Linked DNA regions of Mus musculus: all the other regions are linked to region 1. The links are chromatin loops, found by intact Hi-C in ENCODE. Cell type or tissue: heart. All regions are shown on one strand. Links, peaks and the distances in the headings refer to the core of each region. The heading gives the core; the rest is flanking DNA. Region 1 holds the start of Ccdc88a (coiled coil domain containing 88A). Region 2 overlaps Clhc1 (clathrin heavy chain linker domain containing 1). Region 3 holds the start of Ppp4r3b (protein phosphatase 4 regulatory subunit 3B). Region 4 holds the start of Mtif2 (mitochondrial translational initiation factor 2).

Region 1 (3,799 bases), core at 542-3,041:
AAATTCGAGGCTATGCTCTGTACTACATGGATTCAGTATAATCCGAAGTATGATGATTTTAGAAGGCCTTTCGTTTGCAGATACTCCAGAAGCAAGGCATTTTTTTTTTCTCCTGCAACTGAACTCAAGTAGAGGCTGTAGTGTTCCAAGTTGTTTATAAAGATTAGAATTCCGGGGAATAATGACCACAATGCTACTGCTTGCAGTAGCAGATCATTTGCAATGAACTGCCATCTCATGGGTCTTTATTGTTTTTTCTTGCTTTACATGGGAAGAGAGGGGCTCAGTAATGTGTCTAGGTTCACACAGCTAGTGAGTCTTGCTATCAGAAATCCTGAAGGTTCGTGCCCCACGTTGGACGCAAACAAACTTTTGCTGGGCGTGGTGGTGCACATCTTAAATCCCAGCACTTGGAAGGCAGAGGAAGAGGCAGGCAGATTTCTGAGTTCGAGGCCAGCCTGGTCTACAAGTAAGTTCCAGGACAGCTACACAGAGAAACCTTGTCTTGAAAACAAGCAAACAGACAAACAAACAAACAAAAGAAATCCTGAAGAAATTGTGGTGTTTAATTTAGTATATGATAAAACATGTTTACTGTTACCTTAAATTATGAGAGATGGAGAGATGACTCAGTGGTTATGAGCTCTGGTTGCTGGTGCAGAGGACCAGGGTTTGATTCCTGGCATCCAGTGGCTCATGGCTGCCTCTAACCTCTGTTCCAGGGAACCTAGTGCCCTCTTCTGACCTCCACAGGAACCAGGCACATAAGTGGGGAAGAAACATACATCCAAGGCAAAAATTCATACAATCAATGAAAAATAAAACATACAAAAATAGATATCATTAAACATATGAGTAGTCAAAGAGGATAGGTACTTGTAAGCACTGTGCAAACATAAAATGCATTGTAATATCACAATACCATATTGTGTTTGGAAAAAGATGTTTTCTATTCCATCTTATCCTGGACATGCTATGGGTATGAGGAAGAATAACATTTAATTTGCTGTGGAACTGTCATATTTTGATGGGCCCTCTAGTACATAAGATAAATGATTTTTAACAAATGTTTGTCACACAACTTGGATGATTTCTAAATATTTTCTCTTGTGGCTCTCAATTTGGATTTTTTTTCCCAGTGACCAAGAAGTCAAAAAATAATGCCTGCATCATGGAAACTCCAGTCAGGAAATCCCATGTTGAAAGGCAGCTTTGGTTATTCTCGACTCTTATAAATATTTCATATATATATAATATATAAATTATATAAATATATATTATATCTATAAATATTTCATATATATATGAAAAGACGGGAAAACAAAAACAACCTCCATCCCCCCAAGATGTGCTTTTGCTTCTTGCTGCAGCTTTCCTAGGCCTTTTAGGGGGCGAGAAAGCATGTTTAACAGAGCAAATCAAAGTGTCCGAAAGAGGATGTCTGCACCCCTCGTGTTTAAAAAAAAGATGGGTTTCGTTCCTTTTCCTTCACACATGAAAGAAGGCGCTCCAGGAGGAAAGAAACCATAATTAGACATGAGCGAGCAAGCAGACAGACCCGGTTCCTCAGTCTTGCCCGGTTCCTCAGTCTCGCCCCCTACACCCTGGCATCCGTCCGGGGCGCGGACTCGACGCGGGCCCCCGCCGCAGCTGCATCGTCCGCGCGTCCACGCTCCGCCAGAATCTGGGCGGCGGCGGGCCGGCCGGGGGCGCGCTCACGCGGGAGCGCGCTCTTGCAGCGGTTTTCTTCTCCCACAATCCAGAGGTAGAGGCGCGGGAGGGCGGGGAGTCGGCGGAAGGATACTGGCGCGGAGGGAGTGGCGCGCTCGCCCGCCAGGCCGGCGGCGGGTGTGCTGCGGCACTGCGGTTCCGAGGCCGTTACCCTAGCTCCTCCAGAGGGCGGCGGAGGAGGCTGGAGCGCGGCAGCGGAGCGTCCGGGCGTCGCTGAGGCACACGGAGGCTGGCGGGGCTCCTGCAGCCGGACGGTCAGGGACACGCCTCGGTGCTCCGGACCCCGGCCAAGGCCAGGGCGCTGAAGCGAGCGCGAGGCCGCGGAGGGATGCTGAGCGCCTGGAGAGGGGCGAGCCGCGCCTGAGGCTGTGAGGTTGCGGGCAGACGCTCCCAGCTCTCGGCGCCCGTGCCCACTGGCGGCCGGAACGCCCAGAACCGCTCGCCCAGGTCCAGCCCGGCCCCCTCGGCCCCCACGTTGGGCTTGAGTTCTTGGCGGCCGCTGCGCTGGCCGGCTCCCCCCGGGAGCGGGGCAACCTTGACGGGCTTTTTGTCTCGTGCCCCGGCCGCTCTCCGCGTCCTCCTCCTCCAGATGCCTTTTTTCTGCCCCTCCTCACCGGGTGCAGACTGCCAGCATCGGCTGCGGCTCAGCGCGGGATTCGGGCTCGTTTCCCCGGGGGGGCTAAGGAGGGACAGCTCTTCCCCTTCTTCGATGGGATTTTCCTCTCCTGCCGGAATGAACTTTCATTGATTCCGTCTTCTACATTTACTGACCAATTCCCTGGGCGTATTTGTGGTACTTCCTCCCCCCGCCCCCTCCTGAATATATAATCTGTAAAATGGAGAACGAAATCTTCACTCCCCTTCTGGAGCAGTTCATGACCAGCCCCTTGGTCACTTGGGTAAGGAAGATGTCCTTTATGGTATATTTGGCCGTGTTATTTGTGGCTGCAGAGATGGAGGTGGGCGTTCACGTCGTGATAATCCTTCTGTTCTAGGTTAAAACGTTTGGACCTCTGGCTGCAGGAAATGGGACTAACCTGGATGAGTATGTGGCTTTAGTGGATGGGGTATTCTTGAACCAGGTCATGCTCCAAATGTAAGTGTCTTCTTCTTTCTTGGTAACTTATATTCTTTGAAACATTACATACTTTGAACTTAGATTTCACGACTTAATTTGGTTCTTTGGCCAGAAAAAAAAAAATCAGGTAGTTTAATTGGATCTTGGAAGGAGCGGTATTCTTATGTGCCTGCCCCATTTATCACAACCAAATAGTTATACCTGTTAAAATTGGTAAACTTTATCCGTGACTTTGCCAATTCTGTTTTGTCATTTATTGTCTTGACTGCTGAAATTCAAACTACATTGTGTCATCTTTGGTCATTTGGTAAAATGACGGAGATAGAGAAATCTTGTCTACCACAGGGAAAAGACTTAACTGAAGTTATATATGTGGAAAGATATTTATTAACCTTTTTAGTATAAGAATAAGTGGTTCAAAAATGGAAAGTGGTGAACTAATATGTTTCAGAAGTGAAAAATTCAGTTAACATTACAATTGGTCAGGAAGACTTTGTAGCAAACAATTTAAATATCCAAGTTTGATTAGATGGCTTATTGTGTTATTGATGAATTATTAAATTGTTTAATATTTGAGGAATTGTTTAAAGGTATTTTGAGGTTTATAAATAACTGAAGTCTTGAGAGCTGGGTTAATTAGTTAAATCTTTTGTTTGTAATACTGAGCATCTGTTAAGTAGGAATGGGGTTTTTGAGCTAGAAATTGAATATTGAAAGCATATCAGTACTTAGATCAGAGTAATACAAATGACTCCATTTTATTGTTACGGTATTGTAGTGCAGATTCATTGTGAGTACTAAAGTGGTTATCAGTTGCTGAAGATTTAGACTTCTTTCTCAGTCCAGTATCATTACAAGAATCTTGTACTTTTTGACTTGAAGATACTTCTTTTATATATGTGAGAAATTAATTCAGTATAAATGCTTGTTAGAGTCTGTATACTATTCTGTTAATTTTACATATATCAATTCCGTTTTTTTTTTTTAATG
Region 2 (3,799 bases), core at 452-2,951, 180 kb after region 1:
CTCGGTTTACCTCAGAATGGCCTCGAAATGATGTGCTCAACTAAAAAAAATGCCTCAAAAGGCTTTCTTATACAGCCGATGCGATTAAGAGAGGCTTTCCTTTAAAGGGGGCTTGTGAAACATAAGAGAGAGGTAAAACAAGTCTATCTGGGAATTGTAGTTTTACACTGCTTTCTTCTTGTTAGAACTACTTGTCCCAGGATGCATTTCCACACTTCCCGGATACCTGATTACACTGTCTAAGCTGTGGAGTGAGGGTTAGGAGAGAGTCAGGTGAGGACTCAGGGGATGAGGCACTATGATTTGCGCGTGGGTGGGGACTCTCTGGAAATGCCCCGGAGGGAAGGCTTAAGGGCTAGAAAGGCATTTGGGGGCTGAAGGTGTCTGTCACACCGTAGTGAGCTAGCCACATCTAAGGTATAGTCGAAGTCTTTCTAAGTGCAGGTTTCTGCCCCTCCCGGTAGTCCCTTCCGCTACCCTTCATCCGATCGGAAGAAGCTTTTGAGCGTCACGCGCCTCCCTAGTATGAAACGGTTAAATGTATTGGAATTTTCATCTTTTCACGTTTTAAAAAACATACGATAAGAAAATCTGCAGAATGTTTAGTTTTCGACTATAAGTTTAAATGTGGAGCGTGTCCATCCTGGAGAAAATAGGAGCATGTGCCCTCGGGGAAACTTGAAGCTGTTAAAAGCTGGTGCCTTCTCTCAGTCCCTTCTCCACCTCACAAACCCAGTGCCCTTTCTAATGCACCCTCTCAATGTCTTTTCACCCTATCCGTAAGCGTAGGCGTGCTCCGTTTTCTTACAACGAGGATCCGTAACTCCCTAATAATCTCTGTTTGCTCTTTCCTCATTTTAATATACTAGCTCTGCTGCCTCCAAATTACACATTTTGAAAAGTAAAAATGTAGGGCTAGGAGATGACACAGTAGCTAATATTCGATATGCAGAACCCTGGGTTGGAACTCAAGCACCCACTTTTTAAAAAGGTTGGTGTGCTTGGTGGAGTCTGTGACATGGTAGGCCAGCAGAGACAGGAGACTCCCTGGACCTCATTGGCCAGCAGGTTCAATGAGAGATGGGGGCCGACGACCCTACACCCACACATGACATACATATTTCTTAAAATAAGATGGGGCTTCCAGATGGCTCCATCAGTAAAGAAAATTTACATCTGCTCTAGATCTGATCAACCTTGAGATTCAATTGGTGGAGAAAACCAACTCTAGCAAGTTGCCCTCAGACTTTCACAGCGCTCCCTACCCCCGAACTAACGAAGTGCAATAAAAATTTAAAAATAAAAGGTAGACTGATTAAGAAGACCCACACACACACTCAATATAACGTGATCCTCCTGTCTCCACACATGTACCCACACGAATGTGAACATAAACAGAAAAGCAAAAAGTGATGGTGTTATTCCACATCATTCAAATATTTTACTTTGGGGTTAAAGGTTATCTGAGCATGTGTGAGGCCCTAGAATTGATATCCAACACTACAGAGAATAAAATGTGTTGCTTCAAGTAGGAACAAGGGCATAACATAAAAAGATAGCTTTGTCAGAATAAAAGCCCCTAAAAGGATATTAATAGGACACCAAAGGAGGAACTTGGGTTTCTGCCACTACTACTCCGATGTGTGCCCCAGTGACTGTGCCCTTCCCCTGTCTTTGACTATTTGCAATTACATCATCTGTGTCTTACCAAATTTTAAGCTCCAAGGAGCCAGGACCTTATTTTACTTATTGCTGAATCTCTAGCAGTAAAATATTAAATAGACATCCAATAGTGATTGAACTAATGAGTAAAACAAATTGATTTTATATTTGAGAACACTTTAGGGCAGTGATATGGCTCCAAGAGCTAATGCACTTGCTGCCAAGACTGCTGATCCAGTTGCTGGAACCTCCATGGAGGAGGAAGAGGAACGGGCTTCCATAAATTGTCCTCTGACCTCTATGTGTGTACCGTGACAAGCATGTGCCCACACACAGACACTAAGTGATTGTTTTTGTAAAATTGGCACTTTAAGCATACATTGCTTATGGCTTTGCTCAGACTACTTTATGTCCTCTTGTAAATTATGTCCTCTTGACTTTTTGTTATCCAACTCATCAAAATTATTGTGGTGTCTCCCTTATTTTTTTTTTATTTTTAGTTTATTTATTTATTTGAGACAGGACCGTACTATGTAGTCTTGGCTAGCCAGGATCTCACTATGTAGACCAACTTGGCCTTGAACCCACAGACGATCAGCTGTTTCCCTCTCAAGTGATGGGATTAAAGACATGCACCACTATGGAGACTGGTGTCCTGATTCATGTCTGTGGTATTTGAAGCTCAATACATTAGTTTAGATAACTGGTTATATAGCTATATTGCCAATATATCATAAAGTTAACTGAAACACTTATTCAACACATCATTATTTATAGTAGTAAAAGTTCAATAACTAATTGGGATGATTAAATAATTAATGGAATCTCATGCCATGAAAAACTATGCAATACTATCATTAGAGCTCTTTAGAATAAATAAATAAACATTGTTTTTTGACACAGAATCTAACTGTGTAGCCCTAGCTGGTCTGGATTTTACTATGTAGACCAAATTGGCCTTGAACTCATAAAGATCCAACTGTTTCTGCCTCCCAAGTGCTAAGATTAAAGATGTGTCCCAAAAAAAATTTAAAAAAAAGGTGTGTCCCACCACAGCAGTAGCTTAAAATTTTTCTTTTTTGATAGCTTCATATATTTAGTGAGTTTTAGTCTTTTTCACTATCACCCTGTCTCATCCTAACTCCTCCTACTGAAACCCTTCTTCCCAACAAGGCCCTTTCTGCCTGTGTATGTGTGTGTGTGAGTGTGTATGTCTCTGTGTGTGTGCATGGGCTTTGCCTGTGCTTATGTCTGGTGTATCACTTGCATGCCTGGTGCCAGTGGAAGCCAGAAGAAACCATCAGTTTGCTGGAACTGAAGTTACAGATGGTTGTAAGTCACTATGTAGGTGCTGGAATCAAATCCAGATTCAATAAAAAATTAACCAGTGCTTTTAACTGGGACCATCTCTCCAGCCCTAGAAGTCAAGTTTTGTTGTTATTGGAATTGATCTGTTTATTTAAGCATGTGGTGTGTTTTTGTCATATGGGAAGTGAAGGCAGGAAGGTGAGTTATTCAAGGTCATTCTCAGCTACTTAGGAAGTTAGGGTTGCCACAAAGCCTGTCTTTAAACAACAATTTAAAACAATTCAAAACTCAACTAACTATGGTCATTGTTTGATAGATCAATGTCACAGGCACTGAGGTAGAGAAGTATTTGACCTTGTTTGTATCAGCAAGAAGCATACACAGTCATTCCTCACATGAAAAAAGAAACCTTTTGGGAGAGCAAAGTCTCAGCTACTTTCCATTTCACACACCTTAAAATAATTAAAATGTGATATAAAATTTTAAACAGAGGGCTGGAGTATTTCTCAGTGGTACATAGCTTACTTACCATGTTCTAGAGACTGATTTTATCCCCAGTGTTCTGAAATACATGGTGGGTTTGTTTTTAAGTGTTGAATTGAAACCTAAGAAGCTATCATTTAAGTGATACACATGAGAGGAGTCAGCTTGGTTTCCAAAGGAAAGGGGGTTTTCTATGCTTGATCAGCATTCTGGCAGGGTTTCTTGTGTGGAGGTCAGAGGACAGCTTTGTGGAGTTCGGTTTTTCTTTTCCCACCTTTGTTTTGGTCTCTAACTCAGGTCTTCAGGCTTTTGCCCGCAAGTACATTATCTGTTGTGCCCTAAAGGA
Region 3 (3,799 bases), core at 509-3,008, 200 kb before region 1:
CCAGGATCTATCCAGTGCTCTTGCCAACGTTCTTTTCTCCTTTAGAGTGGGCAATGAAAAGGATGCTTAGACAAATCCTTGGGTGTCCTCTAACATTGGGCTAAAACACTGACTCTGGAAAGCTTTCTATGGCCTTCCCCAAACAAGTCATATTTTCCCTGGTTCAAAGTACATTTTGTCCATATCAGTCACAGATTATCAGGGACTTATGTATAGTGATTCACGTCCTTTTATCATAGGCAGAATCCTGTTACATACCATAGGCTGCAATTTCCATATGCAGTCGTTACAGGCAAATGACAGCAGACCAGGCTAATTTTCTTGGTCCCTCATACATTTAAAGAATCGCAATGATAGTTCAAATTTTGAAATCCTTTTCAATCAAGCGACTATGTACATAAGACACCCTTTTAAACATGAGTTGCCGCCTAACCTCGTCAAATCATAAGCACACTTTGACAAGCATGGTGATGACTACAACTCCCGAAATACACCGCGGGATCAACATGTGCACCTGCCCCGTGTTCACCTTTCAGGTTAGAGCCAAGAGTTGAGGGACCATATAAGAGAACGGAGAGGCGGCAGAACTACGCTGGGAGCGGATGCCTTCGGGCGAGCGTCACGCTCTGAGCGACGTTAACTTCACGCTGGAAACCGTTCTTGCGGCACATGAAGCTGAGAGCTCCCCGAGGATTGTGAGGCTGTACGCCTGTGCTTGCCTCGTCGCTGCCGCCGGTCTCTCTGAACCTTTTAATGGTCCGTGGTACCCGGCTAACGGAAGAACGCTTCGGCGGGAAATAGGAACTGTCAACGCGTTTGTGGAACATTAGATCGCCCACTGCTCATCGTGGCCATGGAACACCTTCCCGGCAGAAGCCTCGCAGATTCTATAACGGATTTTAGTGGGTGAAGGCTCGACCTCCCATCGTCTTCACGAATGACTCGAACACCCTCACCCCGTCTCAGTCCTTTTCGGGCTGTCAGCCTGAGTCCCTACACTTGGCTTCACTCTAGTCCTGTGCACGCATTCGGACTTCTCAGCCTGGCTCTGTTCTGCTGAGAGCAAGTCCAGAGTTGACAACCCGCCACATGACCAACATCAGCCCTACAAATCCCGAAGAACAACTCGGCAACTCCATCGCCAAGGCAACCTTCTACACACGCTTCCTCCCGGCGCAGGTAGAAAAGCTCGCGGGACTTCCCCGCCCAACTGAGATTCCCGAATCAGGAAGCGGGGCCGAAAGAGGAGGAAGTCCCTCCTTGGCCGGCTCACCTCGGCGGCGCACTCCTCGCGAGATCGCCGAGGTCTGACTCTCCGGAAGTGTGTTCGGAGGTAAAGGTACTGTGCGTTGGGCTCGTCGGCCGCCGTAGCCCCTGCTAGGGCAGCCCGTACGAACCTGCTGGAAGAGGAAGAGAAAGGCAGAGAGTCGGGTTACAAGATGGCGGATCTGTAGTAGTAACCGCGGCGGGCGGCGGCAGCGGGAGAGCGAGCGAGCTCCGGGACGCAAAAGGAAGGGAGAGTGGTTGTGCGCCGCGGTGAAGGGAGGGGTAGCGGAGACCACGAGCGGAGGGCTCTCGGTGGCTCTGGTCACCCCTTCTCGCGGCTAAACCTTTAGAGCCATGGTAAACTCGGGCCTCTCCAGAGTCGCTGCCACCACCGCCGCTGCCGCCACTACCGGCTCTCAAGAGTGAGGGATACCGGCGAGGTGAGCGAGGAGGTGGCGGCTGGAACGGTGGGGCCAGAAGCCACCATGTCGGATACACGGAGGCGAGTGAAGGTCTATACCCTTAACGAAGACCGGCAATGGGACGACCGAGGCACCGGGCACGTCTCCTCCACTTACGTAGAGGAGCTCAAGGGGATGTCGCTGCTGGTTCGTGCCGAGTCCGACGGTAAGGGTATTGGAACGGTGGGGTAGGGGATAGTGCATCGGTTGCGGCACAACCTGAGGGTTAAGCGCTGCGCTCCGGTACTGTATTCTGACTAGCACCACTAGGGACAGCGCATTGGTCTTGAGCCTGCCCTTCTTTACGATAAAAACAAACTGCTGGGCCTGGATTTACTCTCTGTCAGACGTGAACTCGCAGTTCTCCGCCTCCATCCCTATTGAGGATTTGACTCCTTCTCCCCCCCCCCCCACCCCCCCATCCCAACCCGGTAGTTGAGGTTTAGAATGTATGAGTGGGAAGTCAGTAGAAGACCAGGTAGGAATATCGCCCATGAGATGACCCCCGACTCCCGAGCCGCTTTAGGTACAGTCCTGTCGGTTGTACCTATGTAGCATAAAAGGTTTAGAGAAACTCTGCCTTAAAAACAAGTTTCAGTTGTTCCAATCGCCAGGTGCTGGGGAAAACTAAAACGGACTTTCTCTTGGAGTTACTACAGACTGTTGCCACGAAACACACAAGCACGTACATATTTATTGATTGATCCCTCCAAGGCTGCCGTTGTAGGGAGTGAAAAAGTGGGTTCCACAATCTCGGCAAGTTAGAAAACTAAAGCGGACTGTGAAGTTGTATTTGTTGATTGCAGAATTCATAGAAACCATTTTAATATTAAAAACTGACAGCCATAATAAAAAAGCTACTACTTATATATACTCAAGAGCTGCCCAACTGGAACAGCTAATGCATTCAAGAAATAAAAGAATAGCAATCTTAGATCATTTTGGGCAAATGTTGTACTAGTGCAGAGTCCCTCATTAGGAGTTAAGAGGCATTTATTTCTACATTATGAAGAGGAGGGTTTGTCAAAGGAAAAGGATAAATATCATTTGTATGGTAAGTCTCTCTGGGGTCCTTGTAATTTGTTTTGTTAGACAGGAAATTCAGTGAAACAGCTTTTGTTAAAGTTTAGTCTTCAAATGGTCAATTAGACCTTAAAGGTTTTAGTTACCTCATAGTCTGAATATTGATTTCACATTTCCTTCCTTCTGAGGACATATGGAGGTAGGATGAAACAGTCTAAGTTAACCATGTAGTCTTTATTTAGAAAATATGAATTAAAATACATTTGTAGCTTCAGATGTTCATCTGGTGAGAAGACATGAAATGCTTACTAGATGTGTGCTACTGAAGGTTTTATAATTTCAGACTTTTTTTTTTTTTACTCTTTCAGGATCGCTACTCTTAGAGTCAAAGATAAATCCAAACACTGCATATCAGAAACAGCAGGCAAGTAGTTGTTTATCTTTAATTTGAAAACTTCATCTGTGATCCAGGATGTATTATTTATGTGACAAAGATGGGAATATTTTCCAGACAAGAAAAAAAGTTTGGTAACTAAAATTAGGAACCATATATATTTTCCTTCAGTTTGAGAGTTTCAGACTGAAAAGCAGTTTTTATATTGGTGATTTAATGTTGGTTTTTAATTGAGCCACTGTTTGTATTGCAATACAATGTATTCTTTGATCTTTAAAGTAAGCCAGGTCTGTTCTATATGCACTAAACCTTTTGTTCTAAGTCACATTTGAAAGAAATGGCTTAAAAGAAAATTCAGAGTGTTCACTTACTACCATTAAGAAATAATTCAAAGAGATGTTTTTAAAGCAAGGAGAGCCTGTTTGTGGTATGAAGTTAAATCCTTTGACCAAGGAGAAGAATTTTTTAAGTAGTATTTAAGTCTGCTTCTAATTGTATGCATATTTTAAAATAATAAATGGGTACTTAATAAATATACACATCGGTAATTATGCAGCATTTTCTGTTAATATTTATTGTCACTTTGGGAAAGGAAATCTGTTTTAGTATTTCTAATTAGTTAACATGACGTCATCTGTGGATGTTTTCATTTTTA
Region 4 (3,799 bases), core at 1,300-3,799, 150 kb after region 1:
ACAGTGGTGGCGCATGCCTTTAATCCCAGCACTTGGGAAGCAGAGGCAGGCAGATTTCTGAGTTCAAGGCCAGCCTGGTCTACAGAGTGAGTTCCAGGAGAGCCAGCTACACAGAGAAACCCTGACTCAGAAAAAACAAAAATAAATAAATTAATTAAAAAAGAAGAAGTAGAAAGAGGGGACATTCAGTTAGAAGGGTGTTTAAGACAGTGTGGAGAAGAACTGGCTTTTTCCTTCTGAGATGTCAGTTGAGGAAGAAGGCCTTCTGAGTTCTTTCTCTGCCTTTCTGAGCTAATATAGGCTTTTACCCCAGCATCTGGATTCTGAGTCTTCATTTGGTAAAAGTGAACGATTAGGATTTTGTTTTAACACCCCTTATCTAATCTATATGTTTTCTGAAGGAAAACATCATCCCTCCTGCAAATGTAGTCCTTATTATACACTGTTACCAGTACCCAATAAATTGGCTCCAGGTTTGCCAGGACTAGCTTGTAACCAAAGTCATTCAAAGGCAGAAAAACAACTCCACAGATAAAACAATCATTGTTTTTGTTATGGTCTGACTTCCCCCAACCACTCCCAGCATAGCTGTAGTCATTTTGTTCCATGCTCACAAACTATTTTATATTGAGGCTGTAATATGCCTGCCAGTTATTGACATAGAAAAATAATTTGACTCAGAACAGGATCATGCTGACTGCATCTGTTAGGTTATGTTCTGAGGTTTATTAATCTTAAGAAATTCCACAAAATTTCATGTAGGATCCATGAGGTTAAAGGTCAATATGAACTGTTATGTCTAAAATATCTTGAGTCTGAGTTGCCCAGTAGTCAGCATTTCCTGCACCTGTGTATGAACTCGTTGTGGTTTTTTTCCTTTATAAGTTAATAGGAAAGGATATCCATTGTCATAGTTGAGATAATTCTGAGCTGTCTCTGGTCTGACCAGTATTAGGATGTGCATTCAATAAACTATTCCTGCTTATTATTCCTATGGTTTGTGTGGCGATTCCTGAACCCAAACAGTTTTCTACAATGATTTCTTCAAGGTCCAAGTACTTCTAGAAAACAACTATTCCTTCTGATGTTTGCCCAGAGATACAGTGATTCTATTAGAACTACACTACAGGCTACAGAATGGCTACAGACGTTGAAAGGGTTAAAGCCGAGTTAAGGACTTTCAAAGAGGCCTGAGAAGCAGAAGCTGAAAACTAACAGAAAAAGTGTCTGAGGAAAAGACAATGCACCCAGGCCGGAGGTCGGATGGAATGATGATGACAGAGTTTGAACTGCAAAAAAGGCCATGTGGTTGAGGTTGTAGAGGTAAAGGGAATGTCCAGGTGCAAGCAAATGAACAGGTGGTTGGATGTAAATTTTAGTAGGCCACACATTATTTTAGCTGGTTTCTCAATGCTTGCCAAAGCAAGTGAGAGCAAAGAACTGCTTACAGAAAGTGAACTTCAATACATGTTTATGAACTTGGGTCATTTTCAAGTGTGGGCTTAATGGAGATTCAGATAAAAAAGGTTTTCAGGAGTCTCTATAGTCATTAATACTGACTGAATCTTTGTGATGGAAAGGGGTAAGGGTAATGAGATGGCTACGTGAATAAAGGAGCTTATTTCAAGCCTGAGTTCCTGAATTCAGTGTGTGTATACAAATAAAAAAGACAAAAATTTTTTAAAGAAAATGAGTGGACTGAGGGACCTGAGTTTAGGGTAGACAATGAGAGATAATGGTAAAGCGTGCTTTGGGATAAGAAACTTTTCTATGCTATTCCCTTAATCTGTGGTAGTGCTAGGTGTAAACGAGTTACCCTCAAGAGATGATGATGGCTGTGGCCAAAGAGGAGACCGGAAAAACTCCAAAGTGAAGAAAAACAACCAAAATCATAACGAAAAACGTTTACTTGACTCGTACTCTCAACAAGTCACTGAAACCTTCCCACGATCTTATGAAGTCCGTACCGTGATTCCATACAACAGATAAAGTCGAGGCACAGAGTTGACAACACACCTCTAAGTTCACACTGTGAACGGGCTGGGCCAGCAGCCGGAGAACCCTAGCTCCACTACCTACCCTGCCCACCCCGTTAGAGCTTTCTAGGGCCACCTTGCGCCGCTTCCTTCCAGCTAGATACACGCAAGTTTGAAGTACGTGTTCTTCCTGGAGAAGGGAGGGAACTGCAGAGCACCCGGTCCCCACTGCAGGCCAGCAGCCGAAGCTGCAGGTTACAGGACCAGCCATAGCCGGCCTCCACCAGCCACAGACAACCCAGAATTCCATGGGGAAGCTGCTTCCGGCGGTACCGGAAGCACGACGGGGACCTCACGGAAGGGACGGACTGAATGACCCACAATTCTCCTGGGTCCGGAGGGCGACCTCGCCTGGGAGTTGAGTGAGTGGGGTCTCTGCGCTAGGGTGGTCGCGAGTGCCAGTGTCACTTGCCGCGGCTTCGGAGTCCACGAGCGCTCAGGTGCGCTCCCCAGAGGCCCGCGTGGCAGCGGCGGTGTTTGATTTTTCACAACGATTTTTTTTTTCCTTTCCAAATCCTCTTACTGGTCTATTCAGACATTTCCGTTAATGCAGCTACGCTTTTGCAGCATTCGCACGCCCTCTCCGCTATGGGAATTGTCAGCCTGAGTTCTCGGTTGCCGCTAACCTTATGGAAGTAGTAATGACCCCTTCTTGAGTCCACTGTCCTCTGTAAAGTGAGAGGCGTTGGGATATTTAACAACCAAGATTTCTTCCCAGGTTTGAGATTTGGGTTATTATTCTGATGTGTCTGATTTCTCGATTATATATCTCTGTGTTGGTTTGTCTCATAGAGTCTCGTTTCATTGTTCTGTGCCCTTGTCAAATCTGCTTCACAGCTCATTTAAAAATGATTTAAGTAAGATGGGCATAGTAGTGCACATCTTTAATCCCAGCGCTTGGGAGGCAGAGGCAGGTGGATCTATAAGTTCGAGTCCCTCTTGGTCTACATAGTGAGTTCCAGGACAGCCAAGGCTACATAGTGAGACCCTGTCTTAAAAAAAAAAAAAAAAAAAAAAAAAAAGGTTTAAGGAATCCTATGCTTTCTGAGCACTTCCTTTTACTCCCTTGCATGATTAAAGCAATGCATTCTCTCTTTCTTCTCTGTCTCCCTGCCCCTTCACTCCATCTCCTTCCTCCTCCTCCTCTTTCTTCTCTTATCTTTTGCATTTTCTTTTGAAAGGTGGTTTCCCTGATATACCTAGCCTGGCCTTGAGCTCCCTATGTAGCTAAGACTGAAGACTGGCTTTGAACTTGGCATCCTCCAGCCTTTGCCTAGAGTTGCCTGTGCCAGCAGGCCTGGCTTGAATTTCTAAATCTTAGTTCATTTACTTGGAATGAAGTCAGAATTTCTTTTGATCCTTTCCTTCTTGAATGAGTCTTTTAAGGTAAAATACTAACTATTAAACACCCACAAAGCCTCAGAATTATCTATAAATGAGGGAGATGGTGGCTTGTGAATGTTTGTAACATTCATGTTGTGAATCTTCAGAGAAAGTAAGTCATCAGTGAGAAACAATACATTTATCATCTCATTTTTTTCTTTGTAACCTTGTTATAGAAAGGCTACAAAGAAACACTTCTTTCTTTTTTCAGAACTCAGGAAAATGAGACTCATAGGACAAGAGTGACTGGTCTGTAAGAGGTGTCAAGTCAAGGCCTTTTGTTACTGCATCAGGTCCTTTCTCTACTACTTTACTGTGTCACTTTCAGCTCTAGATTTTTTTCCTTTTATTGGTATTTTTTTCTGTGTCTGTATGGTGTG

Evidence for each region. A loop is a pair of places that touch in the nucleus more often than their neighbours do. Peaks named below come from ENCODE experiments on the same cell type or tissue, not always from the same donor. Only the 100,000 strongest peaks of a DNase experiment are listed, where the experiment ranks them.
Region 2: a loop joins it to region 1, with 13 times the contacts of the local background. A loop is called at or near these places in 4 of 42 quality-filtered maps.
Region 3: a loop joins it to region 1, with 10 times the contacts of the local background. A loop is called at or near these places in 2 of 42 quality-filtered maps.
Region 4: a loop joins it to region 1, with 3 times the contacts of the local background. A loop is called at or near these places in 11 of 42 quality-filtered maps.

Annotation. Positions count from the first base shown.
Region 1 is chr11:29,371,781-29,375,579 of GRCm38, forward strand. It overlaps Ccdc88a (coiled coil domain containing 88A), which reads left to right and starts at 1,878. Exons shown (of 31, transcript NM_001363368.1): 1 at 1,878-2,630; 2 at 2,727-2,827. The coding sequence starts at 2,568. In heart, for the core only: CTCF peaks have their summits at 1,887 (motif pointing right) and 2,757; a DNase peak (open chromatin) is centred at 1,791; H3K4me3 peaks cover 1,759 bases; H3K27ac peaks cover 1,407 bases.
Region 2 is chr11:29,548,009-29,551,807 of GRCm38, forward strand. Clhc1 (clathrin heavy chain linker domain containing 1) reads left to right here. Exons shown (of 12, transcript NM_028504.1): 1 at 1-132. It overlaps Rps27a (ribosomal protein S27A), which reads right to left and starts at 32. Exons shown (of 6, transcript NM_024277.2): 1 at 1-32. In heart, for the core only: a CTCF peak has its summit at 1,694; no DNase peak of the experiment used is centred there; H3K4me3 peaks cover 853 bases; H3K27ac peaks cover 684 bases.
Region 3 is chr11:29,171,555-29,175,353 of GRCm38, forward strand. Ppp4r3b (protein phosphatase 4 regulatory subunit 3B) reads left to right here and starts at 1,422. Exons shown (of 16, transcript NM_134034.3): 1 at 1,422-1,893; 2 at 3,119-3,174. The coding sequence starts at 1,752. In heart, for the core only: a CTCF peak has its summit at 1,982; DNase peaks (open chromatin) are centred at 607, 1,327 and 1,827; H3K4me3 peaks cover 2,500 bases; H3K27ac peaks cover 2,233 bases.
Region 4 is chr11:29,524,090-29,527,888 of GRCm38, forward strand. Mtif2 (mitochondrial translational initiation factor 2) reads left to right here and starts at 2,308. Exons shown (of 14, transcript NM_133767.3): 1 at 2,308-2,754. In heart, for the core only: a CTCF peak has its summit at 2,418; a DNase peak (open chromatin) is centred at 2,292; H3K4me3 peaks cover 2,227 bases; H3K27ac peaks cover 1,520 bases.